Linked DNA regions of Homo sapiens: all the other regions are linked to region 2. Evidence: chromatin loops called from intact Hi-C (ENCODE). Cell type or tissue: heart right ventricle. All regions are shown on one strand.

Region 1 (5,000 bases), 1.0 Mb before region 2:
TACAAGCATGCACCACCATGCCCAGCTAATTTTTGTATTTTTAGTAGAGCTGGGGTTTCACGATGTTGACTAGGCTGGTCTCAAACTCCTGACCTCACGTGATCCACCCACCTTGGCTTCCCAAAGTGCTGGGACTACCGCATGAGCCACCACACCCAGCCGATTTGTTAATATTTTGATGAGGATTTCTGTGTCTATGTTCAAGAGGATTATTGGTCAGCAGTTTTCTTTTCTAATCCTGCCTTCATCTGATTTGACTATCAGGGTAACGCTGACCTCAGAAAGCGAGGTATGAGGCATTCTGTCTTCTGTTTTCTGGAAGACAGTGTGTAGAACTGTTGTTTCTTCTCTAAACGTTTTTTTAAAATTTATAAGGGACATCTTTTGGGGCAGGATTTTCCTTTTATGGAATGTCTTAAACTGTGAATTTGATTAATGTAAGAGGAAAAGAATCATCGCTTACACTTACCCAGATCTCTTACCCCTAAGACTCTTTTACAAAGAACTAAGATACCTTCCTGAAAGCTAAATTATAAAACCAACATAAGGAGATCAGAAGAGGGTGATGCATAATCACTTCTAACAGAAAAATGTTTCTTGGGTCTAAAAGACTTGAAGTAACTCAATTGAACGTGTTAGCCTTCCCTTTTTTTTTTTTTTTTTGAGGCAGAGTCTTGCTCTGTGGCACGAACTGGGCTCACTGCAACCTCTGCCTCCCAGGTTCAAGTGATTCTCCTGCCTCAGCCTCCTGAGCAGCTGGGATTACAGGCATGCACCACCTGCCTCGGCCTCCCAAAGTGCTGGGATTACAGGTATAAGCCATGTGTTAGCCTTTCTAAGAGAAGGCAAGAGGCCATAGAAAGGACCCAAAGAAGCAGATGAGCTGTGGAGACAAACTTCACCAGTGCTGTGGGAGGACAAACTTGTCTTGGATGCTTTGAAAGAGGTGTTCCATTGAATTCTCTTGTTCTGATTCCATGTTCACCAGTAGACCTTCGGATCATAATTTGGCTTCCCGTGTGCTTTCAAGTGAACAGTGGAAATGCTGTCGACCTTGAGGTTGTATCACAATCTAGTCCTTATTTAAAAAGTTTATATTCTGGCTTTTCCCCAGTTTAGTGAGCTTGGGGAATGTGATTTCACCCTAAGAAACTGATGTTTGGTGGGCCAAAAACAATGCCATTATTGTAAAAAACCACCACTACCACCACCACCACCAACAACAACAAAACTCTCATACCTAAGCCTTAGATTATACTATTTTTTTTTTTTGAGACGATGTCTCGCTCTGTCGCCCAGGCTGGAGTGCAGTGGTGTGATCTCGGCTCACTGCAACCTCCACCTCCCGGGTTCAAGCAATTTTCCTGCCTCAGCTTCCTGAGTAGCTGAGATCACAGGCGCCCACCACCACGCCTGGCTAATTTTTATATTTTTGGTAGAGATAGGGTTTCACCATGTTGGCCAGGCTGGTCTCAAACTCCTGATCTCAGGTGGTCCACCCACCTTGACCTCCCAAAGTGCTGGAATTACAGGCATGAGCCACCGCAACTAGCCAGATTATAGTACATTTTTGAAGTGAATATTACTCTATGTTTACTCTTCTCACCCTTGGACACAATCATATACTGCTCAGCTTTGTCTGGGACCAACCTTTTTCCTTACTCTATTAAACTTCTCTAGGTAGCATTAACATCACTTTTCAGATGGAGAAAAAATGCTTAGGGAAGTTAAATGATTCCTTAAAAATCACTGTGCTATAGTGAAGAAGATTTAGAATCCAAGTCTGCCTGAATTCACACCTCATGCAGTTTCTCTGTTAATTTAATTTCTTTCCTGTTCGGGCCCAGTATTTCTCTTACTATAGCCTTATATTACTTACATTAAATATTCAGTAGTTAGTGTGCTGCCTCCAGATGTATTTCCTTACAAATAAATACTTCTGTAGAGGAAAGAGCAATTGCCATATTTGTGACCACGAGCAAGACTGTGTCACCAGGTATAAGAAGGTAATGCCCAGGGCATGAGAATGAAAGGCATTTTCAGATGAGTGTGCAAAGTGCAGTGTTTGGAGCATAGTAGACACTCAGTCACTCCTAGTTCTTTTCTTTACGGGGACAGTGGTGTAGGGAGATAAAGGACATAAGCCAAGGGTTCTCTGGGGGTGAAAACCACAGGGACGACTTGCTGCCTAAAAGCTGCTTGGAAATCATCCATCTCCCATGAGCTGTTTCTCCCTTCGAGTGAGAGGGCCAGCCCAGACAGATAAGAAGCAGCAATCTGTAAAAACCATCTGCAAGTGCCGACAGGACTTTGGCAAGGAGGCAGGCTGGGATCTGTTCTTACTAATCTGTAAATCCAGCTTTCAAAACGGATCCCCAGGAGGCCTGGGGGTGGCTTAGAATATTCTGTGGGTCAATTTCAGGAATAAATGAAAGAGTATGTTGACGGGCAGGAGGATATGTCAGCTGGAACCACTTCAAGGGACATTGTTTGGGTCTCAGCTCAAATGTTACCTCTTCAAGAAAGCTTTACTTGACAGGTGACCATCCCTGAATGACGTTTCCCTATTTATATATTTTATAGATCAGCCATCTGAATGCTATTTAGATGGTCAAATCCCTTCCTAGCTGGGATATAAGCTTCATTTGGGTACGGTCCTTGCTTGTCTTTTGTTGCTCCACTGCAGTTGCCTAGAAGAGAGTCTGGCACGTGGAAGGTTCTCCATGAATATTTATTTGTTGCCGGATTTAATGAATAAATGAATAAGTAACTGAATTAATGAATGGGCAGAGAAGGTGGTGAGGATTAATGAGAAACCATGGTGAGTAGAAGGAGCCAGTGTTTGGAAGTATACAGATGGGATCCCAATCTTGATGCTAAACTAACTGGATGTATGACCTTAACCGTTCTGACTTTCAGTTTCTGGTCTATAAACCTGTGTTTCATAGAATTATAAGGATTAAATGGCAAAACAATCCAGGTTCCCTACCATCTGCAAAGTGATTGGCATACAGGCTGACATGTAGGAGCAGTAATCAATATTCATGTCACTGACTTCTCTCCAAATACGTAAGCTCCCAGAGCTACACGTATACCTTGTGATAGGTAAGATTGAATTCAATATTCAGTTTTAGTGTCAAATGCTAAGCACAGATGATCTGGAGATAAAGTTCAGAATCTGCCCTCAAAATGCTCATAGTACCAGCTGCTTAGAAACATACAAGTCAAGTTTGTTCTGAGCAAGGAATATGGGGTGGCATCTCCCTCATTTCTTTTATGATGTTTAAAATGGATATATAATATTTGTGCATATTTATGGGGTACATGTGATATTTTGTGACATGCACAGAATGTGTAATAATCATGTCAGGGTATTTAGGGCACCCAACACCTCAAGTATTTATGGTTTTTATGTTTTGGGAACATTTGATTTGAAGTTCTCTCTTCTAGCTATATACAGTACATCGTTGCTATCCATAGTCACCCTACTCTGCTATCTAACATTAGAACTTATTCCTTTTATTGAACTGTATGTTTGTGTCCGTTCATCAACCTCTCTTCATCACCACACCCCACATATATTAGCTACTGTGAACAGCGCTGTGATAAACATGGGCGTGCAGGTATCCTTTTGATATACTGATTTCTTTTCCTTTGGATAAATACCCAGTAATGGGATGGTTGGATTGTATAGTTTTTTGTTTGTTTGTTTTTTGTTTTTTTAGCTTTTTGAGAAATCTCCACACTGTTTTCCATTGTGGCTGTACTAATTTACATCCCCATAAACAGTGTATGAGAGTCATTTTCCTCCCACATCCTTGCCAACATCTGTTTTTTTGTTTTGTTTTGTTGTTTTTTTTAATCTCTTCCATAATAGCCACTTTAGCTGGGGTGAGATAATATCTCATTGTGGTTCTGATTTGCATTTCCCTGACTATTAATGATGGTTAGCATTTTTTCATATACCTGTTGGCCATTTGTATGTCATCTTTTGAGACATGTCTATTCATGTCCTTTGCCCACATTTCAACGGGATTATTATTATTATTGCACTGAGTTATTTGAGTTCCTTGAGTATTTTCTAGATATTAGCCCCTTGTGAGATTAATAGTTTGCAAGTATTTTCTTCCATTCATCAGGTTATCTCTTCATTCTGTTGGTTGTTTTCTTTGCTATGCAAAAGCTTTTTAGGTTAAGTCTCTTTTGTCTATTTTTGTGCTGTTGAGGTCTTATCCTCAACATCTCTGCCTAGACAAATGTTCTGAAGTGTTTCCCTGATGTAGTAGTTTTATATTTTCAGGTCTTATGTTTAAGTCTTTGATCCATCTTGAGCTGGTTTTTGTATTAATATATGGTATGAGATCTACAGTGAACCTAGGGGTCCAGGTTCATGCTTCTGCATTAGAGCTTCATGGAGCTCTAATTTTCCCAGCACCATTTATAGAAGAGGATGTCCTTTCCCAGTGTATATTCTTGGCACCATGAAAGGAAAACAAGTCTTGGGACCCCAAAATCACTAAGCTAAAGAGAAAAGGCAAGCTGGGAACTGCTTAGGGCAAACCTGCCTTTCCTTCTATTCAAAGTCATCCCTCTTCTTACTGAGATGAATGCATATCCAATTGCCTCCTTTAGAAAGGAGGCAACCATTTGTCTCTTATCTACCTATGACCTGGAAGCCCCCTCCCCAGTTTGAGTTGTCCTGCCTTTGCTTAGAGTTGTCCTGCCTTTTCTGACTGAACCAGTGGTCATCTTACATATATTGATTGATGTCTCTTATTTCCCTAAAATGTGTAAAACTGAGTTGTCCCCCAGCCACCTTGGGCACATATCATCAGGACCTCCTGAGGCTGGGTCACAGGCATGCATCCTTAACCTTACCTTGGCAAAATAACTTTCTAAACTGACTGGGACCTGTCTCAGATGTTTGGGGCTCATAGAGCCTTTGTAAAAACTCTATGGCTGTAAATATGTGGATTTATTTCTGTGTGCTCTATTGTATT
Region 2 (5,000 bases):
ACCTCTAGTTATTATAATATATGCCCCAGACAACTCTATATTTCATCTGTAAAAATGGCAGCAATGATTCTTATTCTGCTGTATTGTTATGAAGGCCAGCACTTAAGAAAATGAAGTTATGTACAACAAGGTTGAAATTTCTGTCATACACATGTGGAAACAGAACCAGAGAAGTTGCTTAGGGACACAAAGTCGGTGGTAAAGCTGGGGTGCTAGTGCAGGTCTCCCCATAATTGATTTCCATGGCGATCAAGTCAGTTCAATCCAACAAACATTTATTTTGCCATTCTATGACTAGCACAGAACTTATTTCTGGGTTTAAAATAGTGAATGAGACCAAGCTGGACACAGACATTAAGCAAGTTAAAAACAAATTGCAGTTTGATGGGGGTGAAGAGGACTGAGAAGTTTTTAAACACTTTGACCACCATATCTCACATGTAAGGTATGAATAATAATAATGATAACAAAAACATCCAATTCACAGTGTTTGGGAGAAAGATCAGAAAGATAGAAAGTGCAAAAGAAATCATGAATTTCAAAGTCATTTCACCAGTTTTTAAATAGAGAATGTCCATTTCACCAGTTTTTAAGTAGAGAATGACGTTCATTTTCCTAGAACTCAACATTTTCTTTAGTTGCATATTTGTTGCATATAATTATATTAAAAACTGAAGGGAAAAACACACACATTGCCTGCATAGTCACGTGGTGGGTTCTGAGAGGAACCAGCAGGAAAATGAAATTATGACTCTAATAGAAGAACTGAAAGATGGATGACCTGATATATTCAGGGGTTATCTCTAGCAAAGATGGGAATCTCATTTGGGTAGTAATTAATTATAGGTGCCTCAACATTTTCATTTGTTATGATTAACTTAGTTTAGGTGATCAATCTTGCTTGTCAGCTCCAATAGATAGGTAGAATTTCCAGTCTGAGATGGAAATTATTTTGATATTAATCAATCTTTACTTGTTCTGAGATGACAGTTTTCCCCTGTTACCAAGTCCTGAAGCTCAATTAGCAGCCTGGACATTTTATGTATTTTCTACATTGGCAAAAGGAAAACCATGTATTATTTCATAAGAGTTGAACCTGTTGCAGAGACTAAAGTCAGTGTCTCTCTTCTTTGGCTATGCAAAACCAAACCAAACCAAACAAACAATAACAACAACCACACACACACACACACAAAACAAACAAGAAAAAACCCAACAACACAAAAACCAAACCAAAACAAAAAACTGCTAACATAGTCTCGGGCCTTCTCTTTACTGCTGGCATTTTCTTTCTTGCTCACGCCCTTCCAGAAACACTGGCTTCCCTGCCCTTCTCCAATACATCAGGCATATTCCTGTCTCCAGTTCTTTGCACTGGCCTTTTCTTCCTGCACATATCCTTTATGGCCGTGCAGCCTTTTCCCTTAAGTGCTTCCTGTCCTCCTTCCTGCCTCTGTTCCTCCTCCACAGCCCCGATCACTTTCCCGCATACTGTGGTATTTTATTTTATTTATTTATTTTTTTGGTTTATTGTAGGTCTGCTGCTATCAGCATATAAGTTTGTGAATTCTGGGGCCTCTATCTTTTCTGTTCTCTGCTGAACTTCCAGAGCTGGAACAGTGCCTGCCATGTAAAAGGCACTTCCTACGTAGCTTGTGAAAACATGAGTGAGTCTTCACAGTAACTATGCTTTAGCATGTCATTAAAAACAATTTCAGTGTTGTAAGAATTAAACCTCCTACGAACATTTCTGATATGCCGCATACCCATGACTTGCTAAAGACACAAATGAGCACTTAAATATGACTTCCAAGAGATTGTTATTCAATTCTTGGAAGTTTCATTTTCTTAAATTTTATCGAAAATACTGGGTTGAATTAAAAATTCATAATATTCCTAAAGAAAAGAAAATCTTTGCATTTCTGAGTCAAATACTTACCCTTTTAAATCAGAATTTAAAAAATAAAGTCAGTTTACTCATCAATCAATTGCACATCTCTTAGAGAATCTAAAAAGGCATTTTGCTATGTCAAGACTTGAAGAATGGGACCACATCTGTGTGCTCGAGATGCTTATAGTCCAGCTGCCTTGGAGCACCACTGAGCGTGAAGGAGGTGGTTTGTAGCTGGGAAGTCTGGTCTTAAATACGGTTGCTGCTACAAACTCGGTGAATAGTATTAGCCAGGTAACCTTTCCTCTCTAAGCCTCAGTATCTCTCCCTATTAAATAGAACTGGAGATAATGATAGATAGAAGAACTCTAAGTTCCCTTACAGCAGCAAAATGCTAGATTTTAAATCAAGAGATAATAAAACAAAACACATAGCTGGCTTTCAATAAATACTTCTTGGCTTGAAAAAAACGAAATTATTATCTCACTGTAGTGGGAACAGGCTCCTGCAGCTGGTGAAAGACAATCCTCCTTCTAGCTGCTGAAGTTGAGCAGGTCTGCTGTAACGAGGAACAGATAGCATCAAGATCATTTCCAGGACTATCCTGGATGGAAGATCTAGGGAGGGAGCAAACCCACCTAGTGCTAGAGGACAAACACACCCCGTTCTTGGGAGGAGACCTCAGAGGCGCTTTGTAATGTGGCTCTGGCGCCACCTGGTGATTATTCCTAGAATTTTTCCTGTAACTCCAAGGCTACCAGCGACAGACAAAACACCCTGCAAAGGATTTATCAATGCATTAAAGCTGTATGTAGTTCAGGGAATGGGAGCAGAATAAAGAGACTATTCTGTCATAAGAACCAGGACAGAATGAAGCTCCAGAATCCCGTATATTTACATTTAAAAATAATCATTCACACAGCAGCTGAGACTAATTCTGGCCAATGTAAAACCAAATGGACCCAGCTGTTCTCTGACTAGTTGAACAAGCTCAATCATTTCAATATCATTTTTATTGGTGATTTTAGTTCACACCAAAAAAAGTTGTACAACTCTTCAGGGTTGAAGCAGTGTTAGGCGCTGGCCGTGGAGACAGGGAGTCACACAGTCGCAAGGAGCTTGTATGCAGACGGGCTTTACACCCAGTAAGTTGAACACAAACCGGAGGACAGCATTTCTCATGTGGGAAGTACAGCGGGAATGTTACAGAAACGTGCCTGTGAAAGTTAACTAACTGTGGACCAAGCAGCATTGGGCATAGTCGAAAAATCAGAAATGGCTTGGCAGTGACTTTTTGCAAGTCTTCACATTTTGATGATCGAAAGTGAAGAAGCTCATTTACGGTGGAGGGAATTGGCATAAAAGAGCATGGAGGTCAGTTAGCTCAGGGTGTCCCCCACACATCTGGCTGGGTGTGCAGGATACAAGAGGCAGGGCTAGAAAGTTCAGGAGGGCTCAGGGCAACCTTAACCCTGAATGAAAAGGTTGGACTTTACTGCCTGCTGGGATGGGGGATGAAGTATTGGAAATTCATGAGGCAAAAACCATGTGAATTTATTGGAAGGAAAAGCTAAGATTTTTACAAAAAAAATCTGTGATCTTTAGATTTGACTCTAGTTAAACTCTGGGAATCTCTAGTTGGGAAGAATATTGATCACACTCACACTAATACTTTAACGTTATTTATTTATTTATTTATTTTGGTGGGCAAATATGCTTCAAATGTCATCAGTCCTCCTTGGGAGATATTTGGACATCAAAAGAATTATATATATATATGCTTAGTTAGGAGTAAGTCAAATTAAAGTGTAACATTTTTCATATTTGTGATTTTAAAAAATAACTCATGTGAGTTTAGTTTTAGAAGAATCAAAGAAATTACTTAGGTAAATAAAAATGCAGTGCTTGTACTGAGTAGGATTGTATGAAGTCTGTTCATCATCTTAAAAACAGGCAAGGAAGATTTTCAGCAGAATGAGATTTGCTCGGATATTAGAATGGACACATGAGAATTAAGAACAATGGTTCCATTCACAGATTTTAAAAAGCCTTCACGGATGACTGGATCAAAAAATCTTTGTCATTTTAGATTTTGTTAATCTTTGAACGTTAATAATTTTTAAATGTTCTGTGAAAAAGGATACACATTTTAAAAATGTATTTAATGTTTCATATTAACAAGTTATCTATGTTTCCCAAACTTGCTTTCAAAAAATAAAATTTTCTGGGGAACATTCTAGATCTCTTGAATGAGGACAGACTTTGCAGGTGAATTTTATGATCTAGCAATTTGGGAAAGCACACTGGAATTGCCTTCTTAAAATCCTCATCAAACAGCTGACAGTCATCCCCACAGATGAGTAAATGATGGTTCAGAGAGGCTGAGTGGCCTGAGGTCCCTGAACAAGGTACTAACCATTGGGATTCTAGTGTCTGTCTATCTGGGTGATTCCAAAGCCCAAACTCTGCCCAATATACGTGACTGCCCTGCAAATAAAGATGATCTGACAATTGGGCATCTGTAAACATCTCTCTATACACAGTTCGTTCCTTCCACAGTTCAAAAGTCAGCATCTATATTGGACCAGCGGGAGGTAGGGAAGTTCAAGAGGTGGGCCACTGGCTGTCCTCTTACAGGCAAGGCCAGGTCTTACAACATTTGAAGGCCCAGGGATGTGCATTGGTTTGTCTGGTTAGCTAGTGGATTACAATGGAAAACCTCCAGCCCCTAGACTTTGCTCACGACTCCCACAGCTGATCTTCAAAGAGCTACAGGAAGAAAGCACCAGCACTTCCACCTCTCAAATCAGAGCATGGATGAAGCAGGCTGATGCTCCCAAGCCGGCATGCCCATGCAAGCTGATTTCTTATGACTCACACAATAGAACTGCATGGTTGCCATTTAGCAATAGCACTTTTTCAAATAGGATATTCAGTTAATTCTGTTTTGGATTATATCACCCCTGAGAACTACAAGGAATTAACATATCTTTCAAAGATGAGAATAGAAATAAATTAGAATAGGAATGTGTTCTCCATTCTATAGCAACGTAGAATGCGTATTCTCAAGGCTAAGAAAAGACTAGCACGTCTCTACTTTATATTACTT
Region 3 (5,000 bases), 190 kb before region 2:
GTGTTCCCTTTCAAAAAGATATATCGAAGCCCTAACTCCCAGTACCTCCAAATGTGATCTTATTTAGAAATAGGGTTGTTGCAGGTATAATTAGTTCACGAGTTCATGTCATAGTAGGACAGGCTCTGTACCCAATATGACTGCTGTCTTCATAAGAAAACGTCCATGTGAAGACATCCATGTTAGAGACACACAGGGAGAATGCCACGTGAGTACTGGAGGACGAGCATGATGCAGCTAAAAGCCAAGGGATGCCAGACGTTTCCAGCAAACCACCAGAATCTAGGAAGAGGTGAGGAAGGATCCCCCACAGGTTTCAGAGGGAGCATGGTCCATGGATACCATGATTTTAGACTTCCGGCCTCCAGAACTGTAAGAGACTAGATTTTTGTTGTTTGAAGCTATCCGATTTGTGGTACTTAGTTACAGCAGTTCTACCCTCCTTACACACAGGGCTGAGGCAGAAATGCTATTTCCTAAGGCAGGGCCTGAGGCAAGGCCAGTGCTGGGTAACCCAATCTGAAGTCCAGGAAGCACTTACAATTCTCTGTCTTCACTAGAGGTGCATCTTGCAACATGGTGTCTCAGTGCGGGTGTTAACTGTTGATTCCATTGACAGAAAAATCTATCTCCTCTGTATAAACATCTGGATGACTTAACACGTATTTGAGGCCCAGTTCTATGAACCACTGGCCAGACAAGGACTCCAGCCTCCCAAGACTGAAGAGTATAGGTCATGCCAAGAACATTCTTCTCAGAACTCTAGTAGTAGGACTTACAGAATAACGTCCTGGGCAGAGATGATTCGGCCATGAAATAGACTAAAAAGTGGAATCATTGAAATTAGTCATTGTGTGGCCTAGAGTAGTCAAGAGGGGCTCCCCCAAAGAAGCCACAGTGCCAACTATTGTAAGATGAGGAACTTTGGAAGAGCTAGTGATGAGGATGGAGAATATCCCAGGCATGGGGGCCACATGAATAAAAGCATGGTGACAGAAATAGAATGGCAGATGCTGTTCAGTGAGGAAGCTCAGCTGGTTAGAGTAGTGTGGTCTATAGAGAGTAGGGGAGAATCAAGTGTTGAAGGTTAATCCATTTACTCTAACCCTAGTTTGGCTGACTGCTTAATCATGGGTTTTCCTTCCTTCCTTCCCTTCTCCCTCCGTCCTCCCTCCCTCCTTCCCTCCCAGCCTCCGTCCCTCCCTCCCTCTCTCCTTCCCTTTCTTCCTTCCTTCCTTTCTCCTTGTTTAATTCGCCCTCTCTTCTTTTTTCTTTTTCTTCGATATTCAATGCAAATGCCTGATTGCCTGATTTTCATACCCTCTGGTAGGCTCCGGATGAAGGCACGCACTGCTACTATGTTAGAAGAGCGTGCATACACAGTTACAGCACACTACGCTAAACGCTATCACAGAACACAGGACTGGAAACACAAACATTGAGGCAATGCTTGACAAATATCCAGCACACATCAATAGCATTTATTGATGGGAAAATATGGTCCAAGGGTCACATCATCTCATTTGATCATTTCAATAACCCGATGAAGTATCTATTATTGTGTCTAACTTAAGGATGAAGAGACTGAGGCTTAGAAAAGTGAAGAAACATCTCGAATCACACAGCAAGTGGGTGGCTGACACAGGGCTCAAGCCTCATTTTTCTAAACTTTCACTTGTGTTCTTTGTACTACATGATGTCAGTTGTGTATTCTTAAGCTGGAATGACGAATTGGTCACCCAGATTTTTCTTACTGCCTTCAGTTGCTTCTTGACCATGGAGTTTCACCATACCACACTTTTTGGTAATAGGGGCTTGGGATAAAGCCTGTCCTCTCTAAAGATCTGTCTTTCCTTCTTTCCATAGGAAGAACTTGCTGCTCTGGGTATGGACAAATTGGATAGGGTAGAGCAAAACAGGAGAGCCTTGGCTGACAAAAGGAGACACATCAGCTAAGGGTGATGTCGGCTAGCTGAAAATACACACTAATCTAATCTGGCTGTTCTAGATGAATCTCAGGAATGTGGGAGGCTAGCATGTCAGATAGGCAATTATTGGCCGGACACAGGATTGCATAATGCAATGATGACTGGGGCTTCCTGCTTCAGCTTGAATGTGGCGAGCTTGCCAGAGAGGATTTATCTTCCCAAGAGAAACATGCCAACTTTGAGAGGATATGAAGTAACTGTTATTATGGGAAAAAAGACAGGCTTAATTTGAAAATAGTCAAGGTCTCTTTCAGTTGTACTCTGGATCTGCCTTCCTTTGGTTTTGTTTGTTTGTTTGTTTGTTTGTTTTTCCTTTTCTGCTCTTCTGTCTCTGTCACTAGGTCTTTCTCTCTGAATTTGTGTCCTCGTTACCTTTCTTTCATTTTGCTTTTATTTTTACTTAAATCCTTGCTTTTTGTTCAAATCTTTATATCAGTTTAATGTTAGAGAAAAGTGCCTTGATTGTTTTCCTATCAAAGAAGAAAATGCTGATTAGAACCAGTGTCTGTGGTGGTTTTGTATGGGAGGGGTCTTTTAGACTGAAGATTAAGTAGACGAGACTCCTCTATTTAATATGCAACAACCTGGAACATTTTGTTTTTGATAACCAAACAAGCAAATTGCCCACATACTTCCTCTTTCTACACAAAAACCCACATCACATTCTTGCAACTGGCTTTGCCTTAATTGCTTCACAAGAAAAACCCTGGCTATCATTTGGCCTCCTTTGAGACACTGGCTCTGAATTCCTCAGGGTGGCCAGTAAAATGCTTCAGAGAGAAAAATGACGTACATAAACAAAACAGAATATAGGAACAACAGAAAGGTCTTTTCTAGATATTTCTGTGTACTTTCTTTTTTTCTTTCTAGATGAGAATATGACATACGGAATGCATGGCATTGGAAGCCAATGCTTGCAACTCTCAGTCTAGTTTTTCACTAATACACTGTGTTTCCTCTCTTCTTACTCAGTAAAGTATTCGTGTATGAATATAAAAATGTAATGTTGGAGCTAAAATGTCATAAAGTCACAAAACATAAGTGTCCAAAACCCTGAGATTATTTATATTTATAGTGAACTCCTCCATAAATATTTATTATTTTGCAAGATGACCCTGCACCATAAAGAAAATGTGGTGTTGTTTAAGAAGACAGAAAATTATGTAACAACACTTAGACACTGTTTGATATTGAATTAAAATTCTCATGGAAACTCTTCTTGGAACTTAAAGGGATTAATCCGCATTAATTTTCTAGAAAATACACCTGGTTCACTTAAACAAATTCATATTGAATAATGAACCACTTATTGAATATTGTTTGCCAGACTCAATGGTAGGCATTGGAAGCAAAATGATTCATATCTTACACATTCTCAGGATGTTTTATTGTCTTATTTTACATATATGAAAATCAAGTTCAGAGAGGTCAAGCAACTGGCCCCAAGCCACACAGTCAGTAAGTTGGTAGGTCAGCATGAAGCTGGGATGGAAACAGGTCTGTCTGACCTCCAAGTCTGTTCTCTTTGTACTGTATTCTCTCTTTGTTATGTGCCAGGAGCTCTTCCAGGTGCAGATGAATACAAAAGCTAATTTCATTTTGGTAAAATCACCCTTTCCTCCTATGCCCTCTATGGAACTTTGACAATATGAAAGAAATGCAGGGTAAATTTTACATGACCACAGCATAATTAACAAAGACAACAGGTTTATTATTAAACAATCATAACTACTAAGTTAAAAGTCCTGATTTTCCTTACAAATAACATCTACTCCTCTACTACTTCCTGTGACAACTGTCAAATAAAGGCTTGAAATGTAGAAACAATATTTTAAAAGATGAGTTCTGTATAGCAAGGGTATGTCAACCTCTTCCTTAAATCTATTTAGCATTCAACACTTGCAGTAAGACTTATACTTTTTTTCAATATGTTCTTATAATATTACAGAGATACATAAATGCCCTGAGTATTAAATTAAGGCTAATCACATGTCTCCATGCTTTATTTTATCAGTAAAATATCTACATTGTAAACATTGTCTGCCTCTACCTTGCAGTTGGATTCATCTTTTACTGCACAGAGTTCTTGAGCCAATCCTGAGCTGGAAGAGAAAGTATCTTAGAATTTCTACCCTGAGGATGAGGTGTGAAGGTGGCCTGAAATGTGTCCTGCTGACATTCACTGTGTCACTTCCCTACCTAGGTTGAGCCTTGGTACCATGTAGACCCAATCCACCTACTCCACTGCCACAGCTATACCATCCTGCCTCTTCCGCCTTCCTTCTCCTCCACCTCCTGCCCTTCCTCCTTCTTCTTACATCACTTCACACAAACACAATGGTGACCAGTCTTTAAACTCATCCCTTTTAGATGGAATAGATATTAATTTTCTGGATGAGAAAATCGTGACTTAGAGAATTTAGATAACGCACCTGAGATCATAAGACAGGTTCCTGGGTTTGAATTCTGCCTGTATGAAAAATGACATGGGCAGAATTCAAACCCAGGGTCCTGCCTGCCTGCAAAGTCTGAAGCATTAGTCATTTTCTTAACACTAAGTCATTTCTAATCCTTTAGGACGCACCAGCCTTCAGATGGGCACCTTTACCATCATCCTCCCCCACCCATCTAGGACTGACATGTTCTGAAACCACATCTTTTGTGAGTTGGACATTGGTCATACCCTGCTGGGGTGACTGTCATGATCAGCTCAGCCTCCTTACCCACCATCCTACTCTATTTAGGTTTCCTCACCCTTCATTTTCTGTCCTTAGAACCCAGTTCTAGTTTTCATGGCTAATGTCCCAGAATGTTTTGAACCTGAACATCTCAGAGTTAAGACAGTCTCTGCCAACATTCTCTATATTAAAATAATACTAACCATGCCTTACTTACTATGCTAAATCTCTTGCCCCATAACACGTCGCTTCACTGAGAAGTTGCCTTCTTGAGTTGATCCCTGCTGCCACTGGCCATTTCAGATAACTCCACTCACCAAAGACCAACTTACCT
Region 4 (5,000 bases), 280 kb before region 2:
GGAGTATTTCATTGCAAAATTTGGGTTTAGTGGAGATCTCCAGTCAGTTTTGCGATTGTTCAGTTCAGCCCTTAGGGGGAAATCGGAGACTCTTTAAATGTTGCCCTTTGCTTGTACTGAGCATTTGGTATTTTGCATCTTCTCTAAGTTATTGAGACCCAGAGCAACTGTGCCCAGTTAACCAAAATTCAGTAGCTGGATTGAATTCTCAGAAGTCTGCAAGGTTGCACAATAGGATAGTCATCCTTTGAAATGAATGAATTCCACAGAACTGCCACTCTTGTATGAAATATGCACAATCACCCAGCAGTGAATATTTTCATTCCTTTTGCTCAACTTCAGTACAGCATTTTAATATTTTTCAAAGGCTGGAGATGCTTTTAAGTATAGGGACTCTGCAGCCAAATTCTGCAGGGGCATCTGGCTGTTACTTCTTTGTTTAAAATCAGAGGTGACTCTGGCCTCTGCTCATTCTTTCTCCAGATTTTGCAAGACATATTTCACTTTGGGCTGACCTTACAGTGTCATTTGCAGACTTGTGCTCTGGCCTCAAATTGGACTTAATCTGCTGGTTTAGTTATTGCAAAGATTGAATCAGCCCCTCACCAATTACAGTGTGGCTGCAAGTGGATTTAAGTGCAGTATCATTGTTCTGCTTGACAGAGGTCATCCCTTTAAGACACAGCAGCTTCTGTTTTCCTGACTTTTTACCATAGATGATGTGGGTGACTTCTTATGCAAGCATAGTTGTGTATCTCCGAAGAAGCTCCAAGAGAGTTTTATAAGGCTGCTTCTCTGAACTGCCCTGAGAGATATATATGCTGTGGTCTCTTAGCTTACTTTAAGGCTCAGTGAAATCTACACATTGAATCTAGTTCCTTTTGATGTCTTAGAATAGAAGGCTCATGTTTCCTAGCTGTGTGTTGACCAATGAAAAAATTCTTTGCAAAAACAGATCAAATGTAAAGATGCTATTTATTATAGGGGACTGCGTAGAGAATTCCATAGGACACTATTTGGAGGAATAGAGATTCCAGAGTCATTTAAACAAAATAATCAAGGCTGCTTATTGTCTCCATGTACCTACTTTTGCTAGATGAATGAAGGCACTTTAAGGAGTCTTTAACTGTATGTTTTCATGGAGATACTGGTAGCTACTGTGCAGATTGACATAATTACTATCTTGGCAGAATGGGTACTTTTTTTTTGCAAATGTTATTAATGATGGCCTAATCTTACTGCCTTATCTGAACTGTCACATTACATAACCAAGGCTCCAAATTAAACATGTAAAGAAGCTGGCACCAGGCTTGTGGCTTGATTTTGCACGTGAAGATGATGGTTTAAATACCAGTCCAAGCCCCTAAATGCCCCTGATAGCTACTAATAAAAGTTTGGCTCCTTCTCGTGTGGGAAAACATAAGTACTTATTTTATTTTTCATACTCTGTCCACCATCTTGGAATTTGGTCTCTTCTACAAAAGGTATGGCTACATTTGAAGCTGCCACAAATATGTTAGTTTTTTAAAAATTCTGTCTCCAGTTTTTCAGCAGTGGAGCAGGATAATAGGCTAAAAGTGCTGAGCAAAAGTCACCTTTTATGTTTTTGTAAATGCACCTGGAAACAGGAAGTAGATTATAAATAATCATAACTCTGTGAGCACTGGCGACAGAAGCTGCAACCTGGTATTTCAGAACACAGCATCTTCATTATATGATGCAGTGTTTACGTTAGCCACTGCAAAGCTTATTACTCCTCGAAATTTTTGAGGCTTCCCTGGGTTTCTGTTGCCTGCATTCAGGGTGTTAAAGTTGATTCAAGCATTTCAGATTCCTAATTGAACAGGCCTCTTAGGTCACTGCTCTTGGGTCATCATTTGACAGTATCAGTGTGTGATTTGTGGTCTCTGGAGATGTTGAAGTATTCTTTCTTAAATTCTAGGTTATAGTGGCAGCAGCTGTGCCGCTTTTCTGAGATGCCTCGTTATGGTTCATTCACAACATTACTGTTAACTTTGCTTCCTTGGCCGTGTTAGCAGCAACTCTTGAGGTTTTACATCCCTGTTTGACTCACAGATTTTGTTTCAATTTTTTGAAGCTTAGAGCAACTTAACTCATGGATTCTTAAATAGCAGTCTGTGGCTTTGGATGGGCTTCAGAAAGCCCGTGAATCCCCTTAAAATGAATCCGGTATCGTGCATGCATTTGAGAACGGGCATTGTCAGCTAAGAGGGAACAGAGCTTTTATCAGATTTTATGTGACATCAGGACCCAAAAAAGGTTAACACTGTTCTAAATCAACATCTTCATTTTATGAAGAGGAGGGAGGTCCAGTAACCCTAAGCTCTTTATCCATCTCATCCAGATTATTGGTGGCAGGGCCAGGATTAGTGCCTCAAGGTTGCCGACTTCCAGTCCAGCATATTTCCTACCACACTGCAAAATGATGATGAAAGAAAGTATGTCTAACTAGTGAAAAAGCGATTTAGGCAGCTAAATCATTGTGAACTGATAGCATGCAGTGTATTGTTAGGGCGTTCCTGCCTCAGATGCTTTCCAGCGAAGCTCACCCACGCATGCCCCTGGCTCACGCACACACTGAATAGATTCATCTTACCCACATCCCAGGCAGATAGAAAAACCACATTCCAGACCCAGGGACTTGTATTCCTGATTTAGTGGAGGTCTTGAAATGAATGAAAGCGCCTTTTATATAACCTCAAAAATTCTCTGTAGTGTTAATTGCTGTTAGGTCTGTTTCAAAAGGTATTGATGGTGCCTTTTCTTTTTAAGCAACCGCACAATGAGTTGGCATTTTGCAGGCTAATTTTGATTCATAGAAAATCATTGCATAACTGGTTCATTGAGTTAGATATCTGTGGAGGGAAGAGAGGAAGAAGCAAGGCTGCTTCCCTATTCAGAAGGATTCTATCATATTCCTACCTCTGCCACTGGGGGCTTGAGTTTTGGCTCATTCTCTGAGCCTCAGTTTCCATATCTGTAAAATGAAAGTATTGAATTAGAGACCACTGGGCAAAAGCTAGCTGTTTATTCTCTTAGTTGCTCATGTGTTGTATAATGCCTGTTTATGTGCATTTCTTTTTTTTTATTTTTGAAGGCAAATAAAGTGTTGTTGATGTCATTGAGGTGGATCACTTTCTCTCCAATTTTGCCTTAGTTCTATAAACACGCAATTGGGCTAGAGACAAAAGTAATGAAAATTATTATTTCTGTACTGCATTACGTTTTGCAAAGCACTATCACCTTCATTTTCTCATATAATCCTCCTAACACTGTGAGTCAAGTATCAGTTTCCCATGTTGTACGTAAAGATTTGGAGGCTCCGAGAGGTTAAGTGACTTGTTTAGTGCCACACAGCTGGTAGGAGGCAGGGCCAATGTGGTCTGGGTCCAAGTTCAGCATATTTTCTGTCATCTCAAAAGCCCATACCTGTGGGAGGTGCAGCATTATGTGTTTTGGTTGTACAAGAGGCACCTCTGACTTTGGTCTTACTGTTAATCCTGTCGTAGGTGTTTGATATCAGCTGCTACCAGGAATCCCTGGCACCGTGCTTTTGCCTGTCTGCTCATAGTAACATCAACCAAATCACTGAAATTATCCTGGGTGAGACCAAAGCCTATGTGTTCTTTGAGCGAAGCTATGGGGACATGCATTCCTTCGTCCGCACCTGCAAGAAGCTGAGAGAGGAGGAGGCAGCCAGACTGTTCTACCAGATTGCCTCGGCAGTGGCCCACTGCCATGACGGGGGGCTGGTGCTGCGGGACCTCAAGCTGCGGAAATTCATCTTTAAGGACGAAGAGAGGTAGGTCTCATCCTGTCCAGACCTGGGTACTGTGATGGACTGCTCCTAACAACAGCTTCCTAGAAAAGTCTTGAATGGACGTTTTTTTGCCGTCTGTGGTCCAGATGAGGGGAAGGAATCTTAGGAGGGCAAAAGGAAGTGAATATTGCAATTTTCAAGTGTTTGGGAAAACAAATAGCTACTATTCTAAAGGTGTCATCTGGTGCTCAAAGGACAGGTACCAGGATATTCTGTGACCCAATGAATATGTATGATTAGGTGTCTTGAATTCCGAAGGTGGCTGCAAACCTCTTTGACATTTTCAATGCCAGTAAAGGCAGGGCCTTGAAAATTCTACCCGCAGAACACTCAGCAGCCAGAATCAGTCATTTATAATTCATTCATCCATGCACTCATTCAGTAGCTCTTACCTAAGCTTATATTAGGTATTAGTCACAATTCTCAGTACTATTAATATCTAGATGAATTAGATAGCCAACGGACCTATAAAGGAAATGCTACCAGCTCAGAATAGAGGTCCGTGCTGGGTGGGATGAGAACTGGGGTGGTGGGGACATGTCAGTTCTCCCTAGGACTTGGAGAGTCAAGGAAGGTTTTACAGGAGGGGTGATTTTGGAGCCAAGACTCGAAAGATGACTGGATTTCAGGAAATGTGGGAAAGACCGCATTCCAGGTGAGGAAACTGCTGATGCAAATGCATGGCAGTGCAGAGGTCTTGGTTATTGGAGGAGACAGCTGGACAGGATGCAGGCAACTGGCTTATGCCGTTAACTCATTACCTTCTATTTAGCAGACTCTGCTGGGGCCCTGCTTTCTCTCCCAGCCGATTTTGATTACAAGAACTCCTTCAAGCCCTTTTTGTTCTTTTTAAGAATATGAGTTTAGAGGGACAGAGGCAACAAATCTGTATTCATTGCTCACCGTAGTTCCTGAATGAGGCCCCACATAATGTGGAGACCAGCTCATATCTTGATCTTTGCTTGTGAATGCCTTTACCTTTATTAACAAACTGAGAAGGGGCAGCTGTTGGAAGATTTAGAGTGTGGAACCACATTTACCTTTTCTCTTCCGCTCAGATGCCTCTGCCCCTGGAGCCTGGAGATGTTTCCCCTGGTTTTGCCTTCGATACCCTCTGTGATCTTGGATTGGTCCTTCGTCTGTTTCCACCCTCCCCCTA

Evidence for each region. A loop is a pair of places that touch in the nucleus more often than their neighbours do. Peaks named below come from ENCODE experiments on the same cell type or tissue, not always from the same donor. Only the 100,000 strongest peaks of a DNase experiment are listed, where the experiment ranks them.
Region 1: a loop joins it to region 2, with 2.4 times the contacts of the local background. A loop is called at or near these places in 6 of 110 quality-filtered maps.
Region 3: a loop joins it to region 2, with 2.6 times the contacts of the local background. A loop is called at or near these places in 14 of 110 quality-filtered maps.
Region 4: a loop joins it to region 2, with 3 times the contacts of the local background. A loop is called at or near these places in 81 of 110 quality-filtered maps.

The regions. Positions count from the first base shown.
Region 1 is chr2:11,965,999-11,970,998 of GRCh38, forward strand. No RefSeq gene overlaps it. Among named protein-coding and RNA genes, the nearest start is that of MIR3681HG, 39 kb to the right of the region's middle. In heart right ventricle, no CTCF peak of the experiment used is centred here; a DNase peak (open chromatin) is centred at 2,303.
Region 2 is chr2:13,004,493-13,009,492 of GRCh38, forward strand. It overlaps LOC100506474 (a long non-coding RNA gene), which reads right to left and starts at 2,521. Exons shown (of 6, transcript NR_038434.1): 1 at 2,379-2,521. The region is part of intron 1 of LOC105373436 (a long non-coding RNA gene); the gene reads left to right. In heart right ventricle, CTCF peaks have their summits at 2,601 (motif pointing left) and 2,818; a DNase peak (open chromatin) is centred at 2,579; H3K4me3 peaks cover 2,060 bases; H3K27ac peaks cover 1,638 bases.
Region 3 is chr2:12,817,222-12,822,221 of GRCh38, forward strand. No RefSeq gene overlaps it. Among named protein-coding and RNA genes, the nearest start is that of MIR3125, 82 kb to the left of the region's middle. RefSeq lists an enhancer at 1-285. In heart right ventricle, no CTCF peak of the experiment used is centred here; a DNase peak (open chromatin) is centred at 2,070; H3K27ac peaks cover 4,777 bases.
Region 4 is chr2:12,719,730-12,724,729 of GRCh38, forward strand. It overlaps TRIB2 (tribbles pseudokinase 2), which reads left to right. Exons shown (of 3, transcript NM_021643.4): 2 at 3,531-3,823. Among named protein-coding and RNA genes, the nearest start is that of TRIB2, 5.3 kb to the left of the region's middle. In heart right ventricle, a CTCF peak has its summit at 2,936; no DNase peak of the experiment used is centred here; H3K4me3 peaks cover 5,000 bases; H3K27ac peaks cover 5,000 bases.